2 separate regions of the Homo sapiens genome follow, and region 1 is linked to region 2. The links are chromatin loops, found by intact Hi-C in ENCODE. Cell type or tissue: endothelial cell of umbilical vein. All regions are shown on one strand. Each heading gives the region's core, and the rest is flanking DNA. Links, peaks and the distances in the headings are about the cores only. Region 1 overlaps LINC02465 (long intergenic non-protein coding RNA 2465). Region 2 has its middle 240 kb from the start of LINC02466.

Region 1 (16,409 bases), core at 5,287-13,286, 400 kb before region 2:
TGTTACAGAAAAAGAGTGATTTTATTATTGTTCTGGCTATAAATCAGAGTAAGAGTAATTTTTAAATATATGAAATCTTATAACAATGATAAATTTAAAAGTGCTGGTTATAAAATAAATAGATCTAGCTGAACAAATAAAAAATGTTTGCTGCCAAATAATATCTTAATTTACAGAACTTAAAACTATACACCTAAGCTCTGGAGTATTTTAGTTTTTTAAAAAAAAATTTAATGAGGCAAATACTAGTTTTTTGTTTGTGTTTTTAGTAAAAGACCCTTTAAGTCACAAAAAACAAGCTAAAAAGCTTAAATGAATTTCTGAGAAATGCAATATATATTTACCTGAACATGATTAGAAACCAAGATATTATTTTGACATATATGTGTACTTAAAGCTAATTTAAGCATATCTTCCAAAGAGTAAAATCATAAGAAAAAAAGTATTTATTCAAATAGGAAAGCCAGAAATTGAGGGTCATAACTTAACTGTCCTAGATGTCATCAAAAAAGCTGTCAGAAAACTCTACTCATCTAAGATAAAATATTTTCTTCAGTAAATGTTTTAGTTGTGTAGCCACATTTTTTTAGATTCAGGGTTTTTATACTGTAAAACAATTGTTGTATATTAAAAATATTCTTGGAATTATTTTTGCATATCTGAGATAGTGTAGTCCTGACTGAAGGAAGAAATCAACTAAAAGTTTCTTAGCATGCTTTCAACTCTGGAGGATTACAATTCCATTTAGCCTTCAGATATTTCCTCCTCAGTATGACATAAAAGCTACATCTAAAAATCTAAGTAAGTAAATCAGAATAAATATATTGAGAAGTCAAGAAGCTTTTATTTTCAATGGTATAACCTAACAGTCTTTTATCTAGCGTCTGAATAGTACCTGGCATAATACTTAGAATAGTATAGACATCAATGAAGTCTGATTGCATGCAGAAAATATACTTGGTCTCAATCAGAGTTTAAATGTCAATCTCCAAAATGTAATGAGTTTCACAATCGATTCATCATGGAATTGTCCAGAAACAATAAGTGTATAGAAAATTTGCTGTATACTGTCCCTCAAACAAGGGAGTTAATATATGTTTCATGCAAGTTGATTCTTTTCCTTTAACTTCAGAGATTTTTTGTAAGCTAACATCTCTTCTGAAGACAGATTGATAATAACTTATGACTTTGAGGTCTTAGGCCAGTCTATGATATTATTGCCAGTTCAGAGAAAATTGTCTTTTGAATGACGTGCAATCTAACCTTCAACACTAATCATTTAGTAGGCCTAGCTAGTGTGGAGTTCAGATATTAAGAATACCCAGATTATAGATGCTATTCTTTTAACTCCCTCTTCTTGAAAAACCAAATCTATGCTTTAAGATTCATATCGAAACTCTATTAAAAAAATGAAGGGCGAGTCAATGAACTTTCATGTTTCTGTATAGAATTTATACCCCAAATACAGCAAGAATAAAACTTAGAAAAATATTATGAATGTTTTATGGTCATTCAAAATCTATTTAATATAGTAAAAAATTGCCTATGTTTTTACAAGGTGGAAATATTGTCATTTATACAGCAAAAATATATTTTTGTGTTTTAGTCAGTGTTTAAGAAAATCTTGCAAAATTGAAGATGTATAACCTTCCATCTAGACACTTGATTTAAAAATAATATTAAAGTATCACTTCACAGAACAAGTTTTCTCACTTGCATACGCATGTGATGATGGCAGATGGAGAAATGTCTAATGAAACTACTGATTAAAGACCAACTTCAAGGATATTTGAAAGAAAGATACTTTAAAATATATAGATCTTAATTATTTTAATGTCTACTTCCAAAAGAAATCCAAAAGTCTCTGTCTTCTCATGTTTTCCTTGAAGAGAAAGTTCTATTTTAATAGGAAATATGCATAAATCCTTTTTAATGGTTAGTATAATTTTCTTCACAAATGGAATGATAGAATTCTGACTAGTATTATATTTGCTTTACATTTCTTTTTAACACCCGTTTAACCACAAATATCGGCAAACAAAGCTATTCAGATTAACTAAAACATTTCATCTACAACTTCAAATATTTTTTAGGTGAAAATTCATCTAAAGGGTTTGCTTCCTTATTTTAAAAAGTATTAACATTTCCCTGTTAGCTTATTTCTTTATATCTTGCTTGATTGCTTTATTTTCAAGAAAGTGTCATACTACAAAGAGTACAATTACCTTCAATAAAGAATAAAACATCATGAGGATAAATTGCAACTGTATCAATAGGAATTGGTAACTAGTATAGAAATATGATTCTTGCCCAGGGGAATAGTTAAAGTTGAATTGAGTTGATAGGAAGAAAATCCAAAGCAAGAAAAGCAAATCTGAATTCTCGTTAAATATTTTTTGGAAATAGAATTGAAAACAAAATTTTATCCCAGTTCAGAAATCCTCTGCAGAAAGGTAGTAGAGAAAGAAAACCTTTTTTATCGTTGTATATGTAAACATTACACTAGACTGTAATGAGCATCACAGGCAATCTGCTAGGAGATTATAAAAACAGAAATCTCACTCTTTATTAATAGATAGCCAAGAAGATACAACCCATTACCTATATGTTTTCAAGATACACAATAACTAGCTCTCAAATAAGAGGACTTGAAAACATCATTTGTCATACATAACCCACCTTAACTTTACGTGGTAATTAAAATGTCTGCCTGTGTTAGCTAAATAGTTTTACCTGAAAACGTACATACATACACACACACACACACACACACACACACACACACACACACACACACACCATTTTCTTATGACAGTAGGTAGTTTTGCAACTTGGGGCAAGGTGATCTCCATGAAAGCTAGGTTCCTATCCATCCGCAGAAACTGGCAGATAGGGGTGCTATCTTCCTGGATGGTTGTATATTAAAGAAATTGCTCCCAGGCTCTTGAGAAAGACATTATTGGGTCATGAAAGGCCAACAAAGGCCTATGTAGTCTTCAAAAGGATTTATATGCATTTCAAAGAGTTGAGAAAATACACATTTTTTTTCAAGCTAAAATGCTCTGAAAAAACAAAGAAGAGATAAAAATCTTTCATTTCTAACAGGAAAAAATCAAACCTCTTATTTTTAGTATGCATTTGTCCTAACAATACAAACTACTAAGATTTATTGAAAATAAATCATTAAAAGAGAAGTACTGATTTTTTAAGAATTATTAAAATCAAACTTAAAAAGCAAGTTTACTATGTCCCTTAATTCTTAAATATAAGCAAATTTGAAATTATATTCATTATTTCCACAAGAGATGCTGTAACCGCCCAAGGGGTTCACCTTGCCTGCTGCCTAGAAAAAGCCGATTCATCAAGACAGGAGAAAGGCAATGGCGAAAGAGTAATTCACGCAGAGCCAGCTATGCCGGAGACCGGAGTTTTATTATTACTCAAATCAGTCTCCTGGAGCATTTGGGGACCAGAGTTTTTAAGGATAATTCGGCGGGTGTGGGCTCCGAAAGTGGGGAGTGCTGACTGGTGGGGTTGAAGATGAAATCATAGGGGGTCGAAGTGAGTTCTTGCTGAGTTCTGGGTGGGATCGCAGAACTGGTTGAGCCAGATTATCAGTCTGAGTGGTGTCATCTGCTGCATCGGAATGCAGGGTCTGCAAAATATCTCAAGCACTGATCTTAGGTTTTGCAATAGTGATGTTACTCCTAGGAGGAATTTGGGGAGTTCTAGACTCTTGCAGCCAGGGGCTGCATGGCCCCCAACCCGTGAGATATCCAGTCTTTTAGCTAACTTGTTAGTCCTACAAAGGCAGACTGCTCCCCAGGCAAGATGGGATTTTTCGGGAAAGAGCTATTATCCGTTTTGTTTCAGAGTTTAAACTATAAACGAAATTCCTTCCCTAGACCAGTTTGGCCTACACCCAGGAATGAACAGAAAGTTTAGAGGTTAAAAGGAAGATGGGGTCGGTTAGGTCTGATCTCTTTCACTGACATAATTTCCTCAGTTATAATTTTGCAAATGTGGTTTCAATGCTATTCTTAATTTAAACACTGTCAAAGTTATTCTGTTACGGATCCAAGGATCCTTTGCAGTTTATGAATTTTCCTTTACCATATTCAAGACTTAAGCTAAGGAATTATGGGGGGAAAAAGAAGCCACCCTTGTAATTATTGATTTCTGAGATTTGAACTGATGAGTAGTTCATTTGGGGAGAAATCTAATCAAGTCTTAGAGATTCTGAACTGAATAGGATCCCCAGGATTTATCTTTTTTTTAGGTACCTTACTGATCAAAGTGAGGTGAGGCCTTTGGTTGCTAAGGAAAACTGAAGAAATATTAGATATCTATGAGTTAATTTCATTCTTCTTACAGATAAAATGGCAACCCAGATTATTTAATGGACTTTTTGTAGATGAAACTATGACTAGTACCTACATTTCTTAACTGAATAATGTTTCCTCATTATACCACATTGCCCCTTCATAGACTCTCATTCCTGATAATACACTCATCCCCATTATCAAGTGATAGGGTCTAAGGCCCCCTAGTGGATGCCTGAAACCCCCTGTAGTACCGAATCCTGTATATACTATGTTTTTTCCTATACACACAAACCTATAATGAAATTTAATTTATAAATTAGGCACAATAAGTGATTAACCATAATAATAAAATAGAACAATTATAGCAATATAGTAAAATAAAAGTTATGTGATATGGTCTCTCCCTCTGTCAAAATAATGTGCTGTACTTAGACTCTTCTTCTTCCTGAATCTGTGTAGGCTTTCCCTACTTCCAATAACTAGGTTGGTGTCACTCATTTCAGGGAATTCTTTGCTGATGTCTGTGTACATTCAGTGCTTTCTGGAAGAACACCTTGCCACCAATTGGAACACGTTGTCTGTTCATGTCTTCTCCCCACAAATTTAATGCCCATTCCATCTTTAATCACTTATCATGCACTTTTGTTTAACATTTGCAGTTTGAAGTGTGACAGCAAAACTAGCAAAAATTTTTTTATTCTTCTTCACAATTTTATAGATAGAAGATTCTTACCAAGGTTCTTAGCAACCTCTGCACAGGATTTTTTTTTTTTTTCTTTCTTTCTTTCTTTATTAAGTCAAGAAGTTTTGGACAGGCGTGGTGGCTCATGCCTGTAATCCCAGCACTTTGGGAGGCTCAGGCGGGCAGATCACCTGTGGTCGGGAGGGCAAGACCAGCCTGGTCAACATGATGAAACCCCATCTCTATAAAAAACAAAAATGCAAAAATTAGCCGGGCGTGGTGTTCCACATCTGTAATCCCAGCTACTTGGGAGGCTAGGCATAAGAATCGCTTGGACCTGGGAGGCAGAAGTTGCAGTGAGTCAAAATCACACCACTGCACTCCAGCCTGGGCAACAGAGCAAGACTCCATCTCAAAAAAAAAAAAAAAAAAAGAGAAAAAAAAGAAAAAAATTCAGCTTTTTACCTAAAGGAAGCACTTTAAATATTCTCTTCAGCACTCCAAATTGCCAGCATCATCACTCTTGCACTTTGGGGCCATTATTAAGTACAATATAGGTTACTTGACACCAACACTGCAATACCACCACAGTAGACCTAATCATCAAAAGGGCTACTAAGTGGCAAATGAGTTGGGAGCATGCACATGTGGCTACACTGGACAAAGTGTTGATTCGTATCCTGGGCAAGACAGAGTGGGACAGCACGAGATTTCATCACACTACTCAGAAAGGTGTGCAAAGTAAAATGTATGAATTCCTTATTTCTGGAAATTTTCATTTAATATTTTTAGACTGTAGCTGACCATGAGTAACTGAAGCAGTCGGAAGCAAAACCACACATAAGGCGGAATTACTGTGTATCTCTTAACTCCTCGCATAACCCAAAATGGAATCACAAGTTTAAGGTTCAATACATTGAAATAATTCTGTAGAACTGAATAATATCTTAGTATATTCTGTGAGAATTTATTCAAGAGTTTTAACATATTTTTTCATTCTCAGAATTTTCCCATTAGTTAAAATTCTTAGAATTTCTCTCCAGAATTTATTATTCCTTTTTAGTTTTTATACTGTGCAATGAGTTCAGAAGCCATGGCCTTTGAAGTATATGAAGACTGCCTAGGATGCTTTAAATTTTAAGGCATATTTAATATTATATGTTATTATATATGCATGTGTATTTACATAACACATCACTAGAAACATCAAAGGTTATTTATTTGGAGAAGGGTGGAAGGATAAAAGAAAGAGTGAAAACATACCAAAATAACTTTTCTCAATGCAACAGCATTCCTCTGGGTCTGTATTAATAGTGCAGCACCACTGGGCCATAGCTGGCTGCAGTGCTTAAGTGAGGGTATGATGTGGATTTGCTAAAAGTACTTCAGTTTGAAATGGAGGTTCTGCAATTCCTAGTTATTGATGGTATAGTTTGTAACATTATTTTTATTCAACCCTGACCAATGGAAAATTAAAACAACTTTGATCACTTTGGAAATTCTAGGCTTGGCTTTTCATTTGTAACTATCAATTATTTAAAGAATAGTTTAAAAGGGCTCTTGGAGCTCTTTTTTTGGGGAAAATTACAGTAATTTAGGTAGCAAATGTGAATGATCTCAAGTTTGTAGTTCCATATGGAATAAAAATGCCTTATAAAACAGTCACATTGCCATCTACTGACAGCTTTTTATAAAAGAACCAACTTTTTCTTGTTAGCCCAGCTGTCTGACTATGCACTTAAATGATCTATTACTTGACATGTGGCAGTATAAAAAAGGGGAAGCATAGTTATCCTTTACTCAATACATCTACTTGAAATAATCTCACCATTCACAGCAACCATTTCAAGCTATTCAATGTTTCACTTTTATATACTGCAATTAGATACATTTATTAATGGCATTATTGCATAGTATTTCATAGCTGGTAAAACTGTTTTTGGGAAAGTGACTACAGAGGGTATGTTAATAAATCGGCCCTGCATGTACAGTACATAGGGACTTGCTAATAGGATTTTCATAATAACAGCATTTATCTCACAGCACATTTTATAATACCAATCACTATGTAACAGCAGTGTTGTTATTACATTATGCGAAAAATAGGATGTGTGTTAAGGACATGCATTATAACCTGAAACACAAAAGAACAATGGTACTTGAAGTACTTGTGGATCAAACCATTTTCATTCACATCTTTTTTTTTTGGAAATTTTTTTGCTTCTGCTAGAGTTGATATAAGAAACACATCTAGTGCTGTTATAAAAAGATCAAAAATTTACATCAGTACTCCCAATGAACTAGTAGCTCTAGAGGGTAGCATCCTGATAAACAGTAACTATCATCCTATGGATGGTAATAACCAAGTCTTCCCATAGGTAGTAGTAATCGTCTCGCATACCAAATGCATTTCACTTCCCAATTTAATTCTGTAGAAGTATGTTATTAATTTATCTTTCTTCCATTTTCTAAGATGTGGAGCTTACAATTAAAATTTAACTTTAAAGTACAGTATTATCTTTCTACAAAAGTCTTGAGTACTTATATCAGTTTTTCAGATAACCACATGCTGTGCATGTTTTACAAATTGAAAAAAAAAAGAAAAAAAGAACATACACACATTTTGGCCATTCATAATAATAGCTGGCAAAATAATTAATACACAAAAGCTGAGCTATGACCCTTTTGTAACAATAACTATGTAACTCAGTTGCTCATAGTCTTCGCAAACAGCAGACTTTTTTTAACCTAAAATTGCTTAGAATAGCTTAAATATATTTAAAATTGATTCAGGAGATATATAGTTAGCTTATTGTTTTACTTGTTTTTACTTGAAATAAATCAATGAATGGAGAACATACATTACAGCAGAATTGAAAGCCATCCACTATTAAAGTAGGGCACACCATCATGTATTTTGTCATAACTGGCTCTACCTGGATTTATTATGAAATAGAGTGAGTTAAAGGTTTCCTTGACTGAGGATCCAAGAAAGCAGAACATTCTGCTCTGAGAACTCCAGCTGAGTTTGAATAAGAAATCATTCAAGAATAGATGAAAGGCCTAGATTTTGCTGCCTTTCAACTAGTTCTAAATTAATGTTAAAGATTTTTGCTACATTTCCTGACCTTGCAAAATAGAGTATTTTCAAATGATAATGTGGTTATAGCCACTATTCAAAAAATCAAGATAGAAAGATATTTAGGTCTTCCTTTCCCCCCATGCAATTCACTTAAAATAATGCAAAGAAATATGTGTAGATTGTAGAACAACTCCATTAAAAGAACTATGATTTCGTTTCATAGAAACTGTATAATGAATTTTTGTGCTTAAACTGTATTTTTTTACTTTATACTGTTTATTTCATAGTAAAACTAGTATAATTGGAATAAAAAGTATTATTTTAAATTTAACATGACAGTTAACCATAGAAGTAAAAATACAAAGCAAATCAAAACAACTGGAAATACAGAAAATTTTGCGGTGACAGAGAGAAGTTTGAACTGGTAAGAGTGAGGGGGTGGCTTTGATTGGGCAGAAGTCAGCCCATAAAAAATAGAAAGGATCTATGGGAGCTCTGCTTCTGTTTCTCTCCTGAAACTACATTAAAACAAAAGGTTCCTGTCCTCACCTATGACTATTCAGAGCTCTGATACAAGTATCTTCAAGAACAAAATCGGAACAACACAGAAATCCTGTGCTTATGGGGGAGCTGACAAAATGGGGAATAAATTTGGAAAGCTACTTTCCTATACCTTCTCCTTCAAACTCCCTGATTGGTGGATTCGTATCTATTGCAGAGATCCTCGATTCTAAAGCTAATTCTTCTTGGGAGTCAAAGCGTGAAACCATTTACCTAAGGATTTGTTTAATGGGGTCAGCCATTATTAATGGCTTATTGATAATTGGGGTTTTCCCCTCTGGGGCTCATCCATCCACATTTCCCCCAAAATTCCTTTAGCGTATTGGAGTTGACACTTGATTTCTGACTTTCCTCCATAAGCATTGACAGAGTCGCTTTTATTCCTAAGGGAAAATAAACTCCTAGATATAAATAACAAGACACTTGAGAAAGACGCTACTGGTTTTGTCAGAAGTAGAGTTATTAAAACATATTTATCAAGATTTAAAACTGGTCAAATAATAAACTAAAAAAGAAATGGAAAGATAATATAAAAATGCAGCAAGAGTAGGAAAAAATACTAAATAAAGAGAATATATCATATACAATAGATAAATAAAATAGGTAGAATTAAGTTATATGGTTAGAGATGAGAAATGTATTAGTAAATGGGAAGATCAGCTCAAGAAAACTTCTCAGAAAAAGAAATAATTTTAAAAATGTAAAAGATTAAAAGATAAGCTAAGAGATAGGGATATTAGAAACCAAAGTGCTAATATTTAGATAACATATTTATTTCAAAAACATAAGAAATAAAAATGAAGAGTAATAAATACTCAAAGTAATAATGAATATACATTTTCCAGATTATTTGATGTCCCAGTTTGAAAGGGCCCTGAAAGTTCTAAAGAGAAATGATAAAGAAAAACCCATACTTACATTTTGTAGGGGAATTATAGAATATCAGAAAGTGAAGAAGGCTTAAATAGAAAGATTGCAGGATAAGCAAGCCTCAGAGCGTGAATGACATCAGAACCACAAACAAGGTGCCAAGAGTTAGGGCTGAAAATTGTGTAAAGAAAAATTATGAAAAACAAAAAAAATAAGGTCAAGAGAGTACGGAAACATTGTTTATTAAGCTCACTCAAAGATTATTTAATCATGTAGGGGAATGCATTTCTGTTTGAATTTTACCATTAATTAAAGAGTTCAGACTTTCAAAGTTATACATTAACTTCTTATTGTTTGATAAAGATGTAAGGAATATTCATTTTAAAAAGATTATCTCCAACATATAGTTTTTACTGTTCTGTCAGACCTTAACCAATTCTATATTTAAACTTTAAAATCCCTGTAAATTCTGAGTTCCTCAAAATACTTTCGGAAACAACTTTACCCTGTTCCATGCTGAAATAAAACCAGACATGATTTTTGCTTAGTAATTTCACATCAGTTACGGTTACATATTTTACCATTTCCATTGTATTCTCAGTATTAAAGCAGTTTTTAGAAGTGGCAATAGTGTAATTTTTGAATATCCATTTAATTACACATATATGCATTCAATCATTAATGAGTTAATAAATCTTTGAGAAACATCCATTTTATATTTGTATTTTGGTTTTGTATTTGTACAAAACATCCATTTTGTATTTGTATTTCTAACTTGTGAAAATTATGCTTTGACACCTGGAATCTGGAAGTAATATTTTGTAAGAAAAGATATTTACAGAGACCAGGCACAGTGGCTCACGCCTGTAATCCCAGCACTTTGGGAGGCCGAGGCAGGTGGATCACAAGGTCAGGAGATCGAGACCATCCTGGCCAACACGGTGAAACCCTGTCTCTACCAAAAAATTACAAAACTTAGCCGTGCGTGGTGGCGCATTCCTGTAGTCCCAGCTACTCAGGAGGCTGAGGCAAGGGAATCACTTGAACATGGGAGGAGGAGGTTGCATTGAGCCAAGATTGTACCACTGCACTCCAGTCTGGTGACAGAGTGAGACTCCGTATCAAAAAAAAAAAAAAAAAAAAACTAGAAAAGACATTTACAGAATCTTTTGTATGTCCACATCTTCCATAGCCCAGAATATTTTTCTTGAAAACAAGATCTATGGGATGATATTTGTACCCTCTACATGAATTTGTAGAGATTAAATAAAATAATACATATAGAGCACTTACCACAATACATGGCTGAATAAGCACACAATAAATATCAGTTCTTGTAACTTTCACTCTTAAAAATAACCAAAAGAAATATGTAACTTAGCCTAAAAACCATTTATGTAACAACATAGACTTGGAAAAATTCAGACACTTGTAGCCAGAAAGAAAGCACATGGTTTTAAAAACCTCTGTGGCATATTTATGTTTTTTTTCTGCACCTATGTATACTTTGATATCTAATAAAAATAATATTGAGTGTGAATTGTTTATTTATAGTTGAACACTTTGAAATTATCCAGTTAAATATCTGTCAGGCACCAAAAGGAACGTGATATCTGTTGTCTTCTTTATTTTCTATTGACGTTTAAAGGTATTAAGTAATTTCTCTGGCTGTTCCAGAAGAGTTCTCATTCCTTTGGTTTGCAAATTAGAAAGTTGGGAATTTTAAAGGCTTATTCTTTACAAAAAAAGAAGAATTCAAGTTTTCAGAAAATATGAAGAAATCAGAATTGCAGCTAAAAAAAATACAGAGTTAAAGATTGCATTAGCTTTAGGAAACTTACCAGGTAGATATCAGAGTCAAAAGGACAAACTAAAGAAAGAAGGTTCGCTTCACATGTTTTTATTTTTTGAAGAATATTTGAATCCTTCGCTTCTCAGATAACATAACTATTGTGTTTATTCAAACGTATTTTTTTCCATTCAGGATAAAATGTATTAAGGCATATATGTGTAATTAAATGGATATTCAAAAATTACACTATTGTCACTTCTAAAAACTGCTTTAATACTGAGAATACACTGGAAATGGTACAATATGTAACCGTAACTGATGTGAAATTACTAAACAAAACTCCTGTCTGGTTTTATTTCAGCATGGAACAGTGGAAATTTTTAGTGACTAAACATTAAACACTGATAAAACCAGGAAGGAACTCAAAGAACAGAGGAATAGAATATAATCCTACTTTTAGATGAATAGATTATATGATTATACATTGACATAGGTAACACATGCATATAGATGTGTATATATGTATATATACATAGATAATATATGTATATTTATGTCTACTATTTGTTCATTAATAGATACAAGATGGAATAAGATAATTAGGGTTGCTAGCCTTTTCAAGCATGTTCTTCCATACTTCTACTCTCATCAGGTGAAAGTCTACTTTGATTTAGATAAAATATTGAATGAAAGTCTGAGGAAAAGTAATTGTCTCTATGATGCAATGAAATTTTTTGACAAACTAGGTGAAAACATTGGTCAGCAACATTGGGCCACATTTCAGAATAAGCAACAAGAAAACAGAACCAAGATACAGGCATATCTTGGTGACATTACTGTTTGGTTCCAGGCCACTGTAATAAAGCAAATATTGCAGTAAAGTGAGTCAAACAATTTTTTTTGGCTTTTCAATGCATATAAATTTTATGTTTACTTATAATACAGCTTATTAAGTGTGCAATAGCATTGTCTCTAAGATAATGTATATACATTAATTTAAAAATACTTTATTACCAGCAAATGTTATTGGGTATCTGAGCTTTCAGCAAATAAACTTTTTTGCCAGTGAAGCATCTTGCCTTAATGTTGACGGCTATAAATGACTGATCAAGGCAGTGGTTGCTAAAGACTGGGGTGGCTGTGACAGTTTTTTAAAATAAGACAACAGTGAAGTTTGCCTCACTGATGGACTTTTTCTTTCACAGAAGATTTCTCTGTAGCATGTGCTGCTGTTTGATTCATTTAACACACAGTAGAACTTCTTTCAGAATTGGAGTTCTTTCAAATCTTGATGCTGCTTTATCAACCAAGTGTATGTAATATTCTAAATCCTTTGTTTTCATTTCAACGAAGTTCACAGCACTGTTACCAGGAATAGATTCCATCTCAAAAAACCACTTCCTTGCTAATCTATAAAAAGCAACTCCTCATTCCTTAGTTTTATCATGAGAATGTAGCAATTTAGACACATCTTCAGGCACCACTTCTCTTAATAATAATTATCTTGCTATTTCCACCACATCTGCAGTTACTGTCTCCACTGAAGTCTTGAACCCCTCAAAGTCGTTCACCAGAGTTGGAATCAACTTTTTCCAAACTCCTCTTAATGTTAATATTTTGACCTTTTTCCATGAATCACAAATATTCTTAATGATTCCTAGAATGGCGAATAATTTCCAGAACATCTTCAATTTACTTTGCCCAGGTCCATGAAAAATGACCATCTATGGTAGTTATAGCTTTATAAAAGGCTATTATTTTTTAAATAATAAAACTTGAAAGCTGAAATTACTTCTTGATCCATAGGCTGCAGAAAGGATATTATGTTAGCAAGCATGAAAACAATATTACTGTCCTTGCACATCTCCATCAGAGTTCTTGGGTGACCAGATACATTGTCACTGAGCAGGAATATTTTGAAAGAAATCTTTTTTTTTTTCTGAGTAGTAGATCTTGACAGCAGGTTTATAATATTCAGTAAAACATGCCTTAAGACATATGCTGTCATCCAGTCTTTGTTGTTCCATTTATAGAGCACAGGCATAATTGATTCAGTATAATTTTGAAGAGCCCTAGGATTTTTGCAATGGTTAATGAACATTGGTTTCAATTCCAAGTCACCAGCTGAATTAATCTCTAATGAGAGAGTCAGCCTTTTCTTTGCAGCTTTAAAGCCAAGCATTGACTTCTCCTTTTTAGTTAGGAAAGTTTGGATGACATCTTCTTTCAATAGAAAGCTGTTTCTTCTACATCAAAAAACTGTTTAGTGTAATTACCTTCCTCAATGATCCATCCTAGATATTCTGGATAACTTGCTGCAGCTTCTACGTCAAAACTTACTGCTTCACCTTGCACTTCTATGTCACAGAGATGGACTTCTTTCCTTAAACATTATGAACCAACCTCTGCTAGCTTCCAACTTTTCTCCTGCAGCTTCTTCACCTCTCTTAGCCTTCATAGAATTGAAGAGTTAGGACCTTGCTATGGATTAGGCTTTTACTCAAAGGAATATTGTGGTTGGTTTAATCTACCATAATCACTAAAACTGTTGATATCAGTAATAAAGCTGTTTCACTTTATCATTCATGCATATGCTGGAGTAGCATTTTTAATTTCCTTCCAACTTTTTTTTCTTTGCATTCACAAATTGGCTAACTGTTAAGAGGCCTAGACTTTGGCCTACTTTGGTTTTTGATATGCCTTCCTCACTAAGCTTAATCATTTATACCTTTTGATTTAAAGTGGGAGATATGTAACTCTTTCTTTCATTTGAACACTTAGAGGCCATTGTAGGGTTATTAATAGACTGATTTCAATATTGCTATATATCAGGAAATAAGGAAGCCCAAGGAAATGGAGAGAGATAGGGGAACGACCACTCAGTGTAGCAGTCAGAACACACAAAACATTTATCGATTAAGTTTAGTGACGTACGAGCATTGTTCACGGCACCCCAAAGCAATTACAATAGTAACATCAAATATCACTGATATGGTATGGATATTTGTCCCCTCCAAATCTCATGTTGAAATGTGATCCCCACTGTTGGGAGTGGGGCCTAGTGAGAGGTGTTTTGGTCATGGGAGCGAATCCCTCATGAATGGCTTGGTGTCCTCCCTGCCGTAACGAGTTTACATGAGATCTGTTTGTTAAAAAGAGTCTGGCTCTCTCTACTCTCTATCTTGCTTCTTCTGTCACCCCATGACATGCCTGCTCCCTCTTTGCCCTCTACCATGAGTGCAAGCTTCCTGAGGGCCTCACCAGAAGCACATGCTGGTGCCACGCTTTTTGTGCAGCTTGCAGAACTGTGCGCCAAATCAACATCTTTTCCTTATAAATTACTATATTAGTCCATTCTCATGCTGCTATGAAGAAATACCTGAGACTGGGTAATTTATAAAGGAAAGAGGCTTAATTGACTCACAGTTCCGCGGGGCCAGGAAGGCCTCACGGTGGAAATGGAAGCAAACACATCCTTCTTCACATGGTGGCAGCAAGAAGTGCCAAGCAAAAGGGAAAAAAAGCCCCTTATAAAACCATGTGATCTCGTGAGAAATCACTCACTATCATGAGAACAGCATGGAAGTAACTGCCACCCACCGGGTCCCACCAGGTCCCTCCCACAATACGTGGGGATTATGGGAACTACACTTCAAGATGAGATTTGAGTGGGAACACAGCCAAACCATATCAATTACCCAGCCTCAGATATTCCTTCATACTGCAAAATAAGTTAACATAATTACTGATCCCAGATCATCATAACAGATATGTTAATAAGAAACTATCTAAAATATGGTGAGAATTACCAAAATGTGACAGAGGCACATAGTGAAAACATGCTGTTGGAAAAATGGCACCTATGGACTTATTAGATGCAAGGTTGCCACAAACCTTTAATTGTAAAACATGCAGTATCTGTAAAGTAGAAAAAAAGGAAACAGCAATAAAGGAAGTATGCCTGAATCTTTTCAACATTATAGTTATGACATCACTTGTGTATGGTGACCAGATTTAACTCAACTAAAACCTCACATGGCAACTGTTAAAGTGACAGAGAAAGTAACTGCTGCCAATTGTAGTCAATCCTAGAAGAACATTTTTGTGAAGGTCATAAATATGCTTCACATTCTATTTCAATAACTTATATTTATATTGTTATTGTATTTGAATTATAATTCATTTGCATGTCCTCCATTGTCAAAATGAATTTCAGATTTTAGATAGGAAAAAAGGAAATTACTTGCTGTGGAAAAAATAAATCTTTAGTATTTAATTGGATATATAATGATAATATCTGTAAAACTAACAGCAAAATTCAAATATGCTTTTATTGAAAAGTTCTTTAGCACTCGCTCTTATCATGTCTCATTTTCTCTGACATACTAGACCTAAATTGCCACTTATAATGTGTGATGAACATACAGAAACTTACATGTTGCCTTTTGTTTTATCTAGAAGCAAGTAGATTGTACAAATAGGCTTGATTGCTCTGTGATAGAAAATGTGACCATCTGTAACAATTCATATTGTGAACTTATTACATAGATAATTATTATGATTAGTGTTACAATTCAGCAATCAGAAATCTGTACAGGATCCAAAGGAACACAGCAGGATAATACTCTATCTAAATGGGCTCAGGAAAAATGCAATTTATTTGACACACTCCACAAGAGAGGCAGAATCAATTGGACATATAACGTAATCATTTTTCTCTCCCTCAGCAGGTTGGCACAGGAGCCAGCATCATGCATGGAAGGGAGTTTGCCATACAGAACCACCGTTATTGCATCTGCATGAGAATAGATGAACCCTTGGGTACACTCAAAATATTGCTGGAGTTCCCTTTATTCAGACAGGACAGGCTTCCCTAAAGACACTCTCCTTTTATATCACACAGGACACATATTTCACCTTCAAGTGCTATTTTTATGTCACTCACTTAGAAAATTAAACCTTGTCATCTCTCTAATTCTACTTGGTTTCAAGTGCAGCAATAACATTTAGGCTAAACTATATATTTTGCAAGAAAAATCCATCCTCCCTCCTTATATTCTTTTTGGCTGGCCTGTGAAGTATTCTTTGAAAACCAGT
Region 2 (16,409 bases), core at 4,349-12,348:
GTCTACGCCTCAAAGATTTTACGTGTAAAGAACTTAGAGCAACCGTATTTTGATCATTTTCAGTGTATAGTGTTTAAGTTATTGTTTCATACTTACAAGTATGTGAAGAAACCTCCTTCTAAATCCATATAATCTATTTCCCAAGCAAGAGTTATTAAACTGCATGTTGCTCAAGTGAAAAGCTAAGAAATGAAATTTTTTGATATTAACATAATTCCATTGTTTTATTGAAATACACCTTTAGCAAAAGCCACAGTAAACTCATTCAAATGTATATGATGCACCTATATTGGGTGACTAAAATTTGACCCTTTCTTTCAGTGAGGCATGAGGAAAAGAAGGGACTGTGCTTTACTCTTCATTGTACTCGCTACAGTGCTTGCTTCAATGCCTTGCATATGGTAGCAGATGCATAAACAGTGCAGGTCTCTTGAATGGTCAACTTACTTCTACATTTTATCTGACATAGAGTCTAACCCTAGATTATAGAATAAAGGAAGGAAAATGAAAGAGAAGTAAAAATAGAAGTAATTTTTCAGTACTTTCTGTCAGGCAAGCATGGAATTGTTTTACATCTATTAATTTAAGTAGATTTTGCAATGGCCCACTGAGGAGGTATTAAAGGTCCTTTGTTACATAATAAATAACTAACAATAAAAGAAGTTAAACGTAGCACAAGGTGCTTAGCTGGAAAATGATCCAAATAAAGATTAAAATCCAGGTCAAAAAAAAAAAGAAAGGAAAAGAAGTAATTTATTTAATAAAAGCCCTTGTTTTTTTTTAACATTTTGTGTCCTATTTTTGAATTTATAATAAAATGCTTTATTATACATTTAATTGTAGAAATAAGTTTATATCTAAATCACATAGTAATCCTAATTATACCGAAAAGCCTCAAAATTTAATATAGATACTAAGTTGGCAGGGTTGTATTCACTTCTTTAATTTTAGAGAAAACATAGGTCAAATTATAGACCCAAACACAAATTCTATATCTAGCACCATTATATGACAATGTGATATTTTAGTTATTTGAAAAATTGTAAAACTATCAACATAAAAGTAATTTGTGTCCATAAATACATACACACACACACACATATATATGCAAATAACCTGTTTTAAAAATTATTCAAAGAAATCCCAAATGTTCTTCCCCATCTAGGCAGACTAACTGACATTGCTTCAAGTGGCTATCGTAATCCCATTCAATTTTTAGATCCACTTCTCACTCAGACGCACATGCACAGTATATTGAAAAAACCAATACTTGCACTACTATATTTCCAAAATTCAATATATTAATGTATTTTACAAACTGAAATATGGGTAAAACAATATACCAAGTAAAAATAAACACCAGCTTCTTCAAGTTTTTGAAAAGAAAAAAAGACAAGCACAAACATCCTCACTTCCCTTATGTATTAAAAGGCATACTTCCATTAGAAAAAAAATTAGAAACTACTAACATCTTTTACCCTGGTTGATAACATTTTAAAAATATGAGAATGATCGCAGTTTTGGTTTATTAGCTGAAATATTAGTTTAAAGCTTATAGAAAAATCCCATTCTTCAAATTTTATGCAAATGCTTAAGTTTGATTTGTCCTTTCCCATTTTAGTATCTAGTGAGGCAGCCTGTTATGAACATAAGCAATCTAGTATCATGATGCATTGCTTCTTTGCAGTAGGGTTTAATGCTTAAGGATATATAAAATGAGTCACATCTTTGATTTTGACCTAGTTTGAAGACCTATTTAGTTCTCATTAAGCTCTTCTCATAGGTAAAATAATGAATTATATTACTAACTCTTAAATCACTTCTCTAAAGAGCTATGATTTTTTGCGTGTACATGTATTTAGAGATTGGAAGGCCTGATGATAACAAACACAAAGTCAAAACATCACTGTATTTCTTTAGTGCTGGCCACTTGGGAAAGTTCTCATTACAGAGTGATAGCCACAGGCCATTTTCCCTGTTAAACTCAGATGAAAACTAAGCTACTTTGATCCAATCCTTTTGAAAAGATAAGACTGGTGTTATGGTTAAAACTTCAGCTGACAGATTTCAAATAGGACCACAGTTTGAATCTATGGGGTTTAAGGGAAAGAACAAAGAGCTTCTGAATCTGCTTATAACGGAGCAGCTCATTTTAATGGAATAAACTGCATGGAACCTACACTTCTCTTATCAAATGAGGCATCCTTTACTTTTACAGGACAGTCTTAATTGCTCAAGCCACTTGGTTAGAGTATTATTCAGGCTAATTACCTGTCAGCTATCATTAGAAACATTAATGGCACTTTTAAAACCACCTATTCCTCAAAACTTCCTTTGTGGACTGTCTTGCAAAATGACACCCAATTGCTGGCACACAATAAAATGCTGTAGTAATATTTGAGGGGTAAGGGCAGCACAACCAAACCACAATACATTGGGAAAACTCAATTTTATGCAAAAGCATGTGGCTTGGCTTATTAGTGATGTCTCGAGATGTCCCACTCTCTCTTCAGCCCCTCCACACTCACCGGTTGCCGGAGGAGGTGCCAGCCCTTCAAGAAAGTGCCCACTCATTGATTCCAGTGAGGGCTTCTGCCCCCTGTCCCTTGCTGATTTCTAACACCAGTAATGGATTCACCATGAAGCTCATGAAGCTTAAGCTTTGGGACTTCTCACGAGCATAGTCCCTTTCCAAGTACCTGTACCCAGTTGTTAGTCATAATTACATATGCATTTTTTCCACAGTTCCTTCCTCTTTCCCTGCCCTATATAATCCGCAGGCCACATACAAAACCTAGATTCACCTAGGAGATTCATATGTATGAATGAAGGTTCAAATGTATGAATTCATATGTATAAAAAACTGAAGATTTAGCTTTAAATTAAATCTAGGTCAGAAAAAGCCATGAGAAGTATAATCCATATTCACACATCATTTGGTCTCCATTCAAATGATGCTGTTTGAAGAGGTCTTCCTAACTACATTATTTAAAGAATTATCCTAGACCCCTCCTGTCACCCCATCTCCTTGTTTTCCGTTTAGTGGCACTTGTAACTAGCTCCTTTTGCATTTTAATACTTGTAACTTGCTACATTACACAATACATTTATTTATTTTCTTCCTCCCTACTGTAATGTGATCTCCAAATGGACTCCAAAGGGACTCCAGAAGGGAGTCTCTGTGTTTTTTATCACTGAGTTCCAGCATCTAAAATAGTGGTCACCACACAGGCTAAAGTGAGCATATAACTTATTGTCCAAACAATAAGTCTTGAAACTAAAAGGGAGCATTATAATAATTACACCAGAATATCAACTGTAAACTCTGCCAGTTCTAGGAAACTGGAACCAAAGTCAGCCTGCCCTAAAACCACATTGAGTGCATTGCCACTAAGCAAGAGGAAGTGAAAGAAAATTATTTGATACTAGAATGGCTCTCTGATCTCAGATCTGGCTTAAATCAACTCCTTGTTCTAAGGGTTGGAGGAAATCTTTCACTTGGAAAATTCTCTTTAGTGCATCCTGTGCTTCCTGTAACTCAATGTTCTCAATGGGGAGCTATTTATCCCCCTCCCCCAACCTACACAGAATATATTTGGCAATATCTGAAGACATTTGTGGTTGTCATAGCTGGGAGGGTGCCACTGGCTTCTAACGGGTAGAGGCCAGGAATGCCACTCAACATCCTACAATGCAAAAGTCAACCCTCATCCCCAACAAAGAATAATCTAGCGCTAAATGTCAATAGTGCTGAGGACAAAAAACCATGTAGTAACCAAAGAAGAAATTATCCACAATAATAAGCATTCCCATTCAGTTCCAATTTAATACTATTATTCTTCCCATTAAATATTCTAAATTTTAATATTATTGAAAAATAAAGTATTCTTGAAGACTATTTTTTTTTACCTTGACCCAAATCAGAGCTACTCCTCTGAGACATGGCTTGTTAAGGGAATAGAAGGGGCCATGAAAGAAGAGCGATTTGCAAAGATAGGAAAAGTTTGGAAATATTCCAAATTACATTACTATCCTTAAGGAACCTAGAGCATATTGAATAGAGTGTGACTATCACATAACATCCTGTTATTTATAGATAATAGAAATTTAGCAACCTTACCAAAAAATAATAATGCATAAGCTTTAGAATGTTTATTAGGCTTCAGAATTTTTTACTAAGCACGGTGTTATTTGATCCTTGAAGACGCATTCAGGTATTATGATCCCTAATAACGACAAACTTAGCAACAAAAATGATTACTCGATTACTTATCTAGAAGGAGACAAATCAGTGTAATGACCTAAAAAAGAAAGGGAGGTGTTATGGGGGCTGATAAAAACTTAACTTTCAACTAGTATCCAGTATGTGCAACATAGTTCATGTTCTTTCACTGAATCCTCACAACCATCTTATGAGGTATCATTATTTCCATTTTACTACTTAAGGAATAGACGTTGTGGCATGCTTATCTTGGCTAAGGCTTAAAACCTAGGTGTCCTCAGACTTTATGTAAACCTCCTTCCAGAAAACTATGTTTCTTCTCTATTTATGTGAACTCCTTTTGCTTATTTTTATTCATTTATTCACTCATTTAATTCAGCACATATTAACATTTAACATTACCCACAAAATGTGAGACACAATCCTAGGCCCAGGGAAAACAGCCTTGAACAAAACGAAGTGTCTGCCTAAAGGGAATTTAATTGCACTTAAAAACAAAACAAAACAAAAAACTTGCTTAGATATTCATTTCCTTCTCCCTGAGAACTGAGCCATTACCCAGCCATTCACCCTGAGAGCACCAGCTGGTACATGGTGTCGAGGGCTGTTGGGAAATTACTGTGTAACTCTTTACAAATTATTTTTGCTATGTTATGTTGTTTTGAAAATGTTATGATGTTAAAACAGCGAGTAAACTCTTTTAGAATTTCTCAAACTGCCTTAGAAAACTAAGTTACCGAGAGTACCACTGCTCCTTCTTTATGCAAAGTAAACTTTAATGAAGCCCTAAGCGGGAGGAATAAAAGAAATAAGCCCATCAGTTTAAATAAGTACAAATAATCAGGGTAATCTAGAGAAAAATTATAGGAACAGACATGAAAAAAAGTCTAAATTGTCAGCAACAGGAAGAAACCATGTAATTCTATTATGTAATTAACTGTCCTTGGCAATATGGTATCTGAAGAACAGTACACATACTATGAAAAAGCTTTCAGTTTTTTGCCTTGTCTGAGTCAAGTAAAAGGAAACAGAACATGTCTTCTGAATTTGGATCATAAGTCTAACTTCTACTTACAATTCTGATTGAAATCATTTATGTGCCTGCTATCCAAAATAAATAAATAAATATACAACATGTCAAGTGATGGCAAGTGTTATGAGGTTAAGGAGGGTGAAACACCAAGTGATGGAAGATTCTGTTTTTGATGAGGTGTTAATGGAAGGACTCTCAGATAAAGTGACATTTGAACAGACTTCAAGGGAAGAGTAAGCCATGTTAATGGCTGGAGAGAGTGTCCAAAATCACCCCCGCCAAAAAAAAAAAAAAAAAAAAAAGCAGACCATGCAAAAGATTTGGAGTGGGAACTGACCCAGAGTACTGGAGGAATAGAAAAGACATCAGAGTGGCTGGAGGAGAGTTTGCCAAGAGAAAAAATTAGAATGAGATTAAGTCAGAAAGAAAGGCTGTGAAAAGATTACACAGGACCTTGAAGGCCATGTTAAGGATGGATTGAGATGGGAAGCCAGGACCAGGCAAACTTTTGTAAAAGATTACACTTGCTACTGTGCAGAAGGAGGAAGCAGGTTTTTGTGGGACAAGGATGAGATCAGGAAAACCAGTTAGATTACTTTACTAGGGTGAAGGCAATGAGGAGTGGGCAGAGTTCTAGACATATTTCAAAATCAGAGCATGTAGGATTTGCATGGATGGGATGTGGGATGTGAGAGCAAGAGAGGAGTAAAGAATGACTTCAAGATGTTTAGATTGAGCAACTATCAGAATAAATTCCATTTACTGAGATGGAGAAGACTTCTGGAGGAACAGATTTTCAGAGGAAATTCAAAAATTCAGTTTTTGAGGTGTTAAATTTGCAATGTCTAATTAACATCTAAATGCAGGTGTCAAGTTGAAAATTCAATAGGAAAGTCTGGGATTCAGGATTGAGATCAGGGCTAGACATATAAAATTGGAACTCTGCTTGGAATAGATGCTTTGTAAAGCCCTATGATTGGATAAGAAAACAGAGAGAGGGAAGAGTTGAAGGCTGAACCCTAGGTCACCCCAATACTTGACGTTTGGGAAGTTGTAGTTAATCCAGCAAAAGAATGCAGAGCAGTGAGTTGTGAGGAGAACTAAGAAAGAGCCCAAAGGAAATGTTTCCAGGACAAAAAGAAATGTTGAACAACATCAATTCTCCTGAGTAGAAGCTGTATGGACCACTGAGTTTGCAAGATGTGGGTTATTACAGACATTGGTAAGAGTACTTCCTGTTGAATGAGAGACAAAATCCCATTGAAATGGATTAATGGAACATGCAGAAGTGGCAAAAACTATAGGCAGCTATTTGAGGAGTTTTTCTGTCAAGGGCAACAATAGAAATGTTATGGGGGTTGAGAGGAATCAAAGGAAGTTTTTGGTTTTAATTTTTTTTAATGAGAGATACTACAGATAAAGATTATGACTCTTTTTTTTTTTGAAACAGGGTCTTGCTCTGTTGCCCAGGCTGGAGTGCAGTGGCATGATCTCAGCTCACTGCAACCTCTGCTTCCCAGGCTTAAGAGATCCACCTGCCTCAGCCTCCCAAGTAGCTGGGACTACAGGAATGCACCACCACTCCCAGCTAATTTTTGCATTTTTTTTGTAGAGACAAGGTTTCCCTATGTTGCCCAGGCTGGTCTTGAACTCCTGAGCTCAAGCGATCCACCCACCTTGGCCTCCTAAAGTGCTGGGATTACAGGTGACTCTTAAACTTAAATCCAAAATTGTTGAAATTGATTTCAGTATTTTTTCCACATAAAACAGACCATCAATATGGGTAGGTTATCAGCCGGGGATAAGATGGCCATGACCCTTGATATCTGCCTCTATTTCAATATCCTGGAATTCATTTATTCATTCAGTTTTCACCCAAATTCTTATTGGGTATTTACAATATGGCAGGAATAGTATGAGGCACTGAAGATAAAAGGTTAAAAAGAAATACAGACAAGGGTTCTGTCCTCATCAAGCCTGTAGTCTAACATGGAAGATTGACACTAAGCAAGAGAAAAGCCAGTTATTTATTTATAAAAGGGAAGCACAGGGGTTCGTGTAGGTCTTTCCCTTGCCCAGAAGTGAGGATGGAGCTGCCAGCCAAGGAAGGCCTCCTTGCAAAGGCCTGCAGAATAAGTCTGAACTAGCCAGATAGAGGAGAAAGTGCAATGAGATCTTTCCCTGCAGCTAAGGAAAGAGCTTGTGGAAGGTCTGAAGTTAGAGAGAACTTGCAGCATTGCAGGAGCCAAAGGAAATCCAGTGTGACAGGAATAAAAAGAGTGAAGGGCCAGGAAATGAGACAGGCCTGAGAAGAGTCAAGGTCAGAGTCCTGAGGAGCTTTATTATCCACATTAAGCATTTAGGGTTTTAAGCACAGAACGATGCAAACAGATTTCTGTTTTTATATTGGCCTTCTGACAAACTTTCCCACCTATGCAAATGTTTTCTTCTCTGCTTGAAACAATCTTTCCACACCTTTCACGTAACTGATTTATTACCATCCTGAAGATCTCAGGCTTAGAAGCACTGAGAATGTATAATAAGTCCTCAATAAATAAGTTTAAGTATAAGTGATTTATTGGATATAGTCACAAAAGGAGAAGGAAAAATCAAAGATTTTGCCAAACTTTCCAGTGTGAGCACCAGGAAAGATAGGATATATTGGTGAATCAGCAAGTTTTAAGAGAAAAAGAAAAGATGTGGTAATATTTAATATATTGATTCGAAGATGCTAGGGGGTAAAAAGAGGGAGAACTAAGCTAGAGGCAATACTTCAGTCTTCACATATAAATAAAAATAGCTAGCCTTGAGGAAGGATAAGCATTCGCTGTGGAAAGTGCAGAGAGTGAGAACAAACGAATATCTGTGAAGAGAGAGGAAGAAAAGGCAGTAAAATATCTGACAACTATGGGAATAATTAGGAAGAAAACTAGGAAAATGTGGTGTTGTGGGAAGATGATGTTTCAAGTAGTAGAAAATGTTCAACAGTGGCCAATGCTATGAAACCATCAAAGTAAAGGATGAATGGGCCCACTGGATTTGGGGACACAAAAGTCTTCAATAACCATTGGTGGGAGCAGTTTGTGTGGTCAGAGGCAGATTTCTGCCAGTTGAGATGTGAGTGAATAGCAAGTGCCAATAATTCCTTGAAGGTGTCAATTCTAAGAGTTTTGTGGGAACAGTGAAAGTTCACTGGCTGGTGGATTGGGAGATGGGCTAGTTATTTTTTAAGATTAGAGATAACAGAGCATATGTAAATTCTGATTGACAGGAACCTAAGATAGACAGTAAAGATTCAGAATTCTCAGTACCACAAGGCCCTTCACAAGATGAAGAATATAGGGCCTAGGGAGCAAGTAGACACAATAGTCTTGCATAGGAAGTTCTTATCGGATGGGTTCCTATTTGTCTGTGAAATAAGTTGGTGTAAATATCTGCCAACCTCTTCACCTCTTACCTGAACTATTGCAAAAGGTTCCTAAGTCCTTCATAACCCCAGACTTGTCCCCATGCGAGTCAGTCTTCCCTGTTGAAGTCTTCCCTCTTCCACCTCCATCCTCCTTCCTCTGCATTTTGTGTTTGTCATCTGCGTCCCTAAAAATATATTGCCTTCCTCACATTGTATTATTAAGTACTCTTATTATTAATAAGCTACTGTCACTTAAAACAGTATTCTCCTTGGTACCTAGTCAGGTGGTATCTAACACATAATAGTTGCTCAATAGAGGTTTCTCGAATATATTAACTTTGAGAAACTATCATAGAGAATGTGTTTAGATAAACTGTTTAACTTGATTAATAAGTAAATAAGCCCACATTCTTATGTTTCTTTAATTCTTGTTCCAAATTATATTTGTCTTTATCCTCTAGGAACTGCTTTTGAAAGTTATACAATTATACTTTAATAAATTAGTGAGATATTTTTAAGTGTCTACTTATGCTGTGAATTATCTAGGTCAACCAAGCCTGCTTTAAGATCATCTCTCTTACCCAATGATAACACCGACATCTAGTGGTTATTAATCTGAATCTTGGTTATCTATTTCATTCTCTCAAGGGACAAAACTAGCTTAAAAATTTTGAAGTGCAACATAAGTACTGGCTTACATACTGTAGATATTGTTAGTCAAATTCAGAAAACGATAGTTACAATGGAGAGTATTTTTTAATGAATCATCTTCTGTAAAGAAACACGAAGCATGAATCTAGAATGTGAGCTGCAAAAGGTTTCTAACTGAGGGTCCAACTCAGTGGAACCCGGAGTGTTTTCTGTAGAACTCTGGTTCCACAAGGCCTTAAAAAGTATGCACAATGGAGATGCTGCCGTCAAATAAAAGAAATATCCAACTTTTCAACTCCACCCCACTCCTTTACCCCCTTTATTTAGCTGCACGGCACGTTGCACTATCTGACATACTATTTATTTCACTTATTTATTTGCTTACTGTCTGTGTTCCCCACTGGAATGTGACCTCCATATGGGCAAAGTTTTTACATTTTTTTTTCCTCCTTGAAGTATTTTCAGAACTTAGAAGAATGCTTGGCCTATAATAGAAGCTCAATGACATATGCGTGATTGAATGATATAAATTTGAGAGATATTGGGTTGAGCAAAACTGAACAAAGTATCTACTGGAGGAAGTCTCAGGGCCATTAATATGCTAATGTGCATCATGAATTTCACAGGGAGGCATGTAACCTTCCCCAAATATCCTTCCTCCCGCCCCGACTCTTCATAGGACAGGATTAATGCTCTACTGAGCACATCTTTGCAAAGGCTGGTCCATATCATGGACCTAATGCCTGCATTTACTCAAATTAAATTCTGTGGCTCCTGCCATACTCTATGGTGCTCATATCGAAATTAACACACTATGTAACACTAAATTGAAAACACAGAGAACAAATTGCACCTTTGATACTGAGTCAAATAATATATAGAGAAAACAAAACCTATGGCCCATGACTGACTATATTTAAATGATATTTATCTGAATCCCATCTCCTTCTGACCCCAGGGAGTACCAAAATAGGAGTTTGAGTTACATGTGAAATAAAAGAAAGAGATTGTCATGTGAAGAAATAAAGGTTACATAGAACAGCATGGCACAGTAATTGCTCTCATACATCAGAGAAAACACAGGCATGATACATAAGAAAGACAATCATTTCAACTGCTACTTATTTAAAGCAGCAAAAATCCTGTATGATAACCTTTAGGGATGATGCTTGCAAAAATACATAATGGAAGAATATGACCTCTAAGCATCTGAGTCCCATTTTACTTTAGCGAAGCCCTTTCTGTTTTATTCCACTCTTATTTTAGTAGCTGCATGGGGAATGTAGATGATCCTTTCTGGAAACTGATTGCATGGTTTTGTCATCACAGCATGCTTGCTATCTTTCATGGGGAGAACAGGTCGTTCGCATAACCATGCACAGTTTGTTAATCCTTAGGAAGGTTGAGAAATGCAGCATAAAACTAAGGTAGCACTATCCATTACAAGACAGAGCTTGAGTCTGCACAGAAAAGTTAAATTGCCTGTCATCTTTTCACATATTGAGCTAGTCATATAGACTTTGCATTACTATTAAAAGTGCTGTATATTTAACAGTCAATTTCTTTAAAATAGAAATAATTTTAAAAACAAAAACTTCTGAAATACGTCTGCTTTGTTGGCAGGAATTAATCACCATTAGTCCAGGTTTGACCTCGAAATCTTTCCGGGAATCCTAGAAAACAGATTGACCAAAAGAGTTCATCTCTGCCCCAGGACTCCTCTTCTATAATTAGGTGCGTGGCAACATGCTCTCATGCAGAGGAGATGCACTCCAGATTAGAATTTAGAACACCTGTGTTGAAGTCCCAGGTCAGCTACTAACTAGCTGCAGGGCCAATTCATGTAGCCTCTTTGACCTGTATCCTCATCTATAAAATGGAGATTGTAATTCTGGCCCTATCTTTCTCACAGGCTTTTGAGAAAATAGATATGACAGCATCTTTTGAAACAGTAGATACTATCCAAAGTTCTATGGTGATGAGAGGATACACATAGGAGACAGCCTGTTGTGAGAGAGAAGATTGAATTTGCTGCACTGGGATTAGGTAAGTCACCCTAAACAATAATATTGCCATTTGCCACTTCAATTAATCTATGAGCAGCCTTAATAGCAATTAGAAGGAAGCTCATATTCTACCTGGATAACCTTTTAGTATATTACATAGGCAATCAGTGCTAATTTCTTCTTTTGTCTCCAAACTGTTAACAAACCTACTAATAATATCAATATATTGATGTAAACACTATCAAATATGAAGTCATTCAATAATCTGGTTTGCAATGTTTGAACTGACAAAACTAATTCATTACCTTGGAAAAAAGGTTTTAGAAACAATCAGAGCATATTTCAAGAACAAAGCTATAGTGACTAACGTTATGTGTCAATTTGACGAAGCTAAGGAATGCCCAGGTAGCTGGTAAAACATTATTTCTGGGTGTCTGTTAGGGTGTTTCTGGAAGAGGTTATCATTTGAATCAATAGACTGAGAAATGAAGACCCAGTCTCAGAGTGTGCGTGGGCATCATACAATCCACTGAGGACCCAAATATAGTAGTGTGAAGAAATAAAGTTTACATAGAACAACATGGCACATTAATTGCTCTCTTACATCAGAGCAAACGCAGGAGAAAATAGAAGAAAAAGGTGAAGGAAGAGCAAATTTGCTCTCTCTTCTTGGGCAAGGACATCAACATTGGTGATCCTGGTCCCCAGGCCTTCAAACTCAGACTGGGACTCACACCATTGGATCCACTGCTTCTCACGCACTCAAGCTCACCCTGGAACTAGACCACTGGCTTTTCCGAACCTTCAGCTTGCAAACAACAGATCTTGGGACAGCCTCCACAATCATGTGAGCCAACCCCTCATAGTAAATATCTTCCCATATATCTATAGCTACATCTGTAACTATATGTAGATCTAGATAAATAGATCCTATTGATTCTATTTCTGTGGCGATCCCTGACTAATACAAAAGCAAAATATTCTTTTTTCCTGATCCACTCCCATTTTACTACCTAGCTCTTTAACCAGTGCCACCCTCTTCCCCACCTACTCTCCCCTTTTTATGCTTAACTTGAATAAAGGAAACATTACACTTTTTCTAGATTTCTTTGTGCATAAACCTAGGACTTTTTCTTACTCTGCCTCTGCAAGTTTTGTTAAAGGTGCCCTCATCCTCAGCATCATGCAGTATTTGTGGCTACATGCAATTGCATTCATTAGCCTCCCAAAGTCCTCTTCCTCTACCACTTTCACATTTGGATGGATCTCTGTCATTAAGGAATGTTTTCTCTGAGCAGTCTTGAACTTCAGGGCACTCTACTCTGCTGTTTGCTACTGGTAAATGTGCAGTGTATCTGCTACACATTGTCTCCTCCTCACAGAAGATGACAACTAGGCAGGACAAAAAGCATTTGCTTGGCCTTGTCCCATTTTTCTTCTAAGGGATACAGAGTTCTGGATGAGTGTGACTGGGTATGGGATGAGGGCTGTGACTGACCATGAAGATCTAGATACAAAAGTAGTTACAAGGCTGCTCTGGCGATTGTGCTTGTTGTTGGAAACTGCTACATTTGATCAAAGAGTGGCAGCTCTAGGCAGTGGTTTCGGGTGCTAAAGTCACCATCATTAATTTCCATCAGCCCACAATACAATTCTAATTAATAGCAATAATATTTGATATGAATACTTGATCATTTCTTACCTTTCATAAAGTATAAAGGCATTCCTTAAAATTTTTCTTACTTTTGTTTATACTCTAAGTAAAAAAAACAAAAACAAAACAAAAAAAACCGAGTGTGTTTGCTCTGTACAAATAGCTGTACAACTTCGAACTAATTCTTCTAAGCGCTGCTCCCTCGAACACATCCCCCTAAAGTCTGTTCTATGTGTATATCAATTCTGAAGGTCCCTGTCGATACAGAAGTAGCTGTGACAATGATCTTCACGCTCTAAAAATTGAGATAGCCTTTCACTTTGTGTGGGAAAAGCGTCTGAGGTGTGGTGCATGGAGGAAAGATGCGATTACTTACACTTGAAGGTGTGACTCCTTACATTTGATGCAAAGTAACAATTAGAAAAGCTATCAGGATGCCTCTCTCAGGCGTGGCCACGCAAACTCTGAATTCCCATCATGAGAGGTGCAGATAAATCCCTGGGTCCCCCAGGTATCTTTCATATGAAAGAATAGTTTTTTTCCTAAAATATAACCATTGATGTATTAAAAGCTCAGTGAGTTTAGTCACTTTTTATCTTTCCCTTTAAATCTGAATGATTGTACTGAGCTTTTAAGGTCTGTGCCAGCTAACTAGGGCATTTTAGTAATCTATTTTTAATATGTACCAACTTCTGTTCTTTTCAGTTCTGCCTTAAGACATACTTTTATCTTTACTGGTATGCAGAGATCATCAAAAAATATAAGTTCTCCATTACATGACAACTCATAATGAGTCTTAATGAAGCTTGGGAACAGCTGTTTGAAAACTCTTGTTGAATAGCTTCCTAAGCAGCATTCACTTATGATAGCCTCTCTGCTGCAACATTGCCTGAATCTCAGAACTCACCATACATATAATGAGAAGGGTGAAAATGAAATCTTTCTCCAGTTTCATTAAGTATTTTATTTTCATCAGAATGCTAATACACTATTATAAATTAGTGCATTATGAACCATCAGCTTAATGCCTTTCACCTTTTTAATTATATTCCTTCATGGAGCAGAAAAGAAAGTAAATGTTACTATGCAAATTTTTTAAGAATTCATGTCCTCGGTGAAAATGAGAGGGGGAGAGAGAACACAGAACAAACTTACTTTTTAATTATATTGGAAACACGTTGCAACTCCAAAATGTTGAAAATTAAGCGAAGCCCAGATGATTTCAAATAAGATTCACAATCTGAAATTTAAAGGATTTTAACTTCGCTATGTAGGTTAATATGTGTGAAGAACAACTAAAACAAACTTCCAATATGAACTTAATCTCATTCTTTTTTTCATTTACACTTTCAAATGGACTCATCTAGCTTTCCTAATTTTTCTCTCTACATGTCAAGAGCCTTAGAAGAAAAGTTAATGGTCATGATAGTTTCCTGATCTTATTTACTCCCCTGGTCCTCGTTACATCGAAAAGATAGTTTTTCTCTATATGAATTTTTTCTTTACTTCTCACTTTAACTGATTCATTTTATATCAATTACATCTCTAGTTGAAACTATTTCCTCTTGCCTTTGGTTGAGTGGAATGTAAATGATCTGCTTGATGCTAAGTACGGGAATAAACCCACACCTAGCATAGTGCCTCGCACGGAGGAGGCACTGATGGTTTGCTGAATTACTGAACAAGTCTCTTTATCCCTGATCTTGAGAATATTCAAGTCTTTTGCGTATTTCTTAAATTATCCTTTTAGTTGCTAAAATCATGATGTGGATTTTAATTAGCCAACCACACAGAGCCCTGATGGATTTTCCATGGTATGCAATCACAATACACTGTGTGCTTGTTAGATATTTATGAGGCAGTCTGATAAGAATTTACCGTTCATTCACAGTAATGACAAATAGCATTTATATGTAATCTTTACTATTTTACTTCACTATCTTTATTCCTGAAAGTTTCCTGGTAAAATATTCCAAGATAAAAATATAGTAATGTTTATTTAAAAATAGACATTTCATTTTTAAATATGGGACTAATGTAGGTGTTTTTTCCCTTCTCCTTTAAGCAATCATACAAATAAAACAGAGAACAGAACAAGAAATAGAAATTCAAAGGAACTAAATGACATCTGTAAGTCAAATCACATTATATGAGTAAAATTGCAAAAAGGAACTGTAAAAATTAAAACTAAGTATAAGAAGAATCCATGAGAATGTACCCATGGCTGCAGGTCTCAGAGAAAGGCATCAGCACACTGTTCTCTAAAGCGAGTGGCATATACTTATTACCAAAATGAATAATCTTTCGTTTGAGTAAATGAAAATAGTATTCTCTATCTCTTTCTCTCTCTCTCTCTCTCTCACACACACACACACACACACAGGCACATGCAAGCACACATACTTGAAGAAAGCAGACTGTTTCTGAGGCAAGCTAGAGAGGAAAGATTGATTAATGTAAGGTTCTTTGCAGTACCAATTTCAATTTCCTAGGATCAATAAAAGCAAACAGATTTTTTAACACATTATTTTGTTTCATAAGGAGAATTACTGTTATAATGAAACAAGGATTGGCAAACTTTTTCTGTAGATAATCAGGTAGTGACTATTTTAGATTTTGTGGGCCACAGAGGCTTTATAGCTGGCTACGTCTGTTCCTCCTCTTATTTTCTTCTTCGTTGTCTTCATCTTCCTCTTTGTCTTCTTTTCTTCCCCCCTCCTTTCCCCTCTTCCTCCTTCTTCTTCTTGCTCTTCTTCTGTTTTCCTCCTCCTTCCCCCTCCTCCCCCCTCCCTCCTCCTTCTCTTCTTCCTCCTTCTCCTCCTTCTTCTTCCTCTTCTTCATCTCCTCCTTCTTTTTCTTCTTCGTCTCTTTCTTCTTGTTTTCCTTCTCCTTCTCCTACTGCTTCCCTTCCTTCTCCTTCTCCTCTATTCTTAGTTCATAGACTGTTCAAAAAGTGCAATAGACTGTGTTAGAACTACTGGTTATGATCTGCTGACCCTGGACAAGAGCATAAATCTGATATCTCCCTTCTTCACCAATAAAACCATGCATATAAATACTTGGTAGAGAAAGAATTAATTTTATGTAAAGATGAGTAATATAAGGACCCATAATAGACCTTTGTATAAGATTATTGGCTGGGTGTGGTGGCTCACACACTTGTAATCCCAGCACTTTGGGAGGCTGAGGTGGATGGATCACCTGAGGTCAAGAGTTCGAGACCAGCCTGGCCAACATGATGGAACCCCGTCTCTACCAAAAATACAAAAAATGTTAGTTGGGCGTGGTGGCACACACCTGTAGTTCCAGCTACTCAGGAGGCTGAGGCAGGAGAATTGCTTGAACCTGGGACGCGGAGGTTGCAGTGAGCCATGATTGTGCCATTGCACTCCAGCCTGGGTGACAAGAGCAAAACTCCAACTCAAAAAAAAAAA

Evidence for each region. A loop is a pair of places that touch in the nucleus more often than their neighbours do. Peaks named below come from ENCODE experiments on the same cell type or tissue, not always from the same donor. Only the 100,000 strongest peaks of a DNase experiment are listed, where the experiment ranks them.
Region 1: it touches region 2 in a loop (2.5-fold over the local background); 4 of 110 quality-filtered maps call a loop at or near these places.

The regions. Positions count from the first base shown.
Region 1 is chr4:129,917,408-129,933,816 of GRCh38, reverse strand. The region is part of intron 13 of LINC02465 (long intergenic non-protein coding RNA 2465); the gene reads right to left. Among named protein-coding and RNA genes, the nearest start is that of LINC02465, 150 kb to the right of the region's middle. In endothelial cell of umbilical vein, for the core only: no CTCF peak of the experiment used is centred there; no DNase peak of the experiment used is centred there.
Region 2 is chr4:129,519,864-129,536,272 of GRCh38, reverse strand. No RefSeq gene overlaps it. Among named protein-coding and RNA genes, the nearest start is that of LINC02466, 240 kb to the left of the region's middle. In endothelial cell of umbilical vein, for the core only: no CTCF peak of the experiment used is centred there; a DNase peak (open chromatin) is centred at 9,252.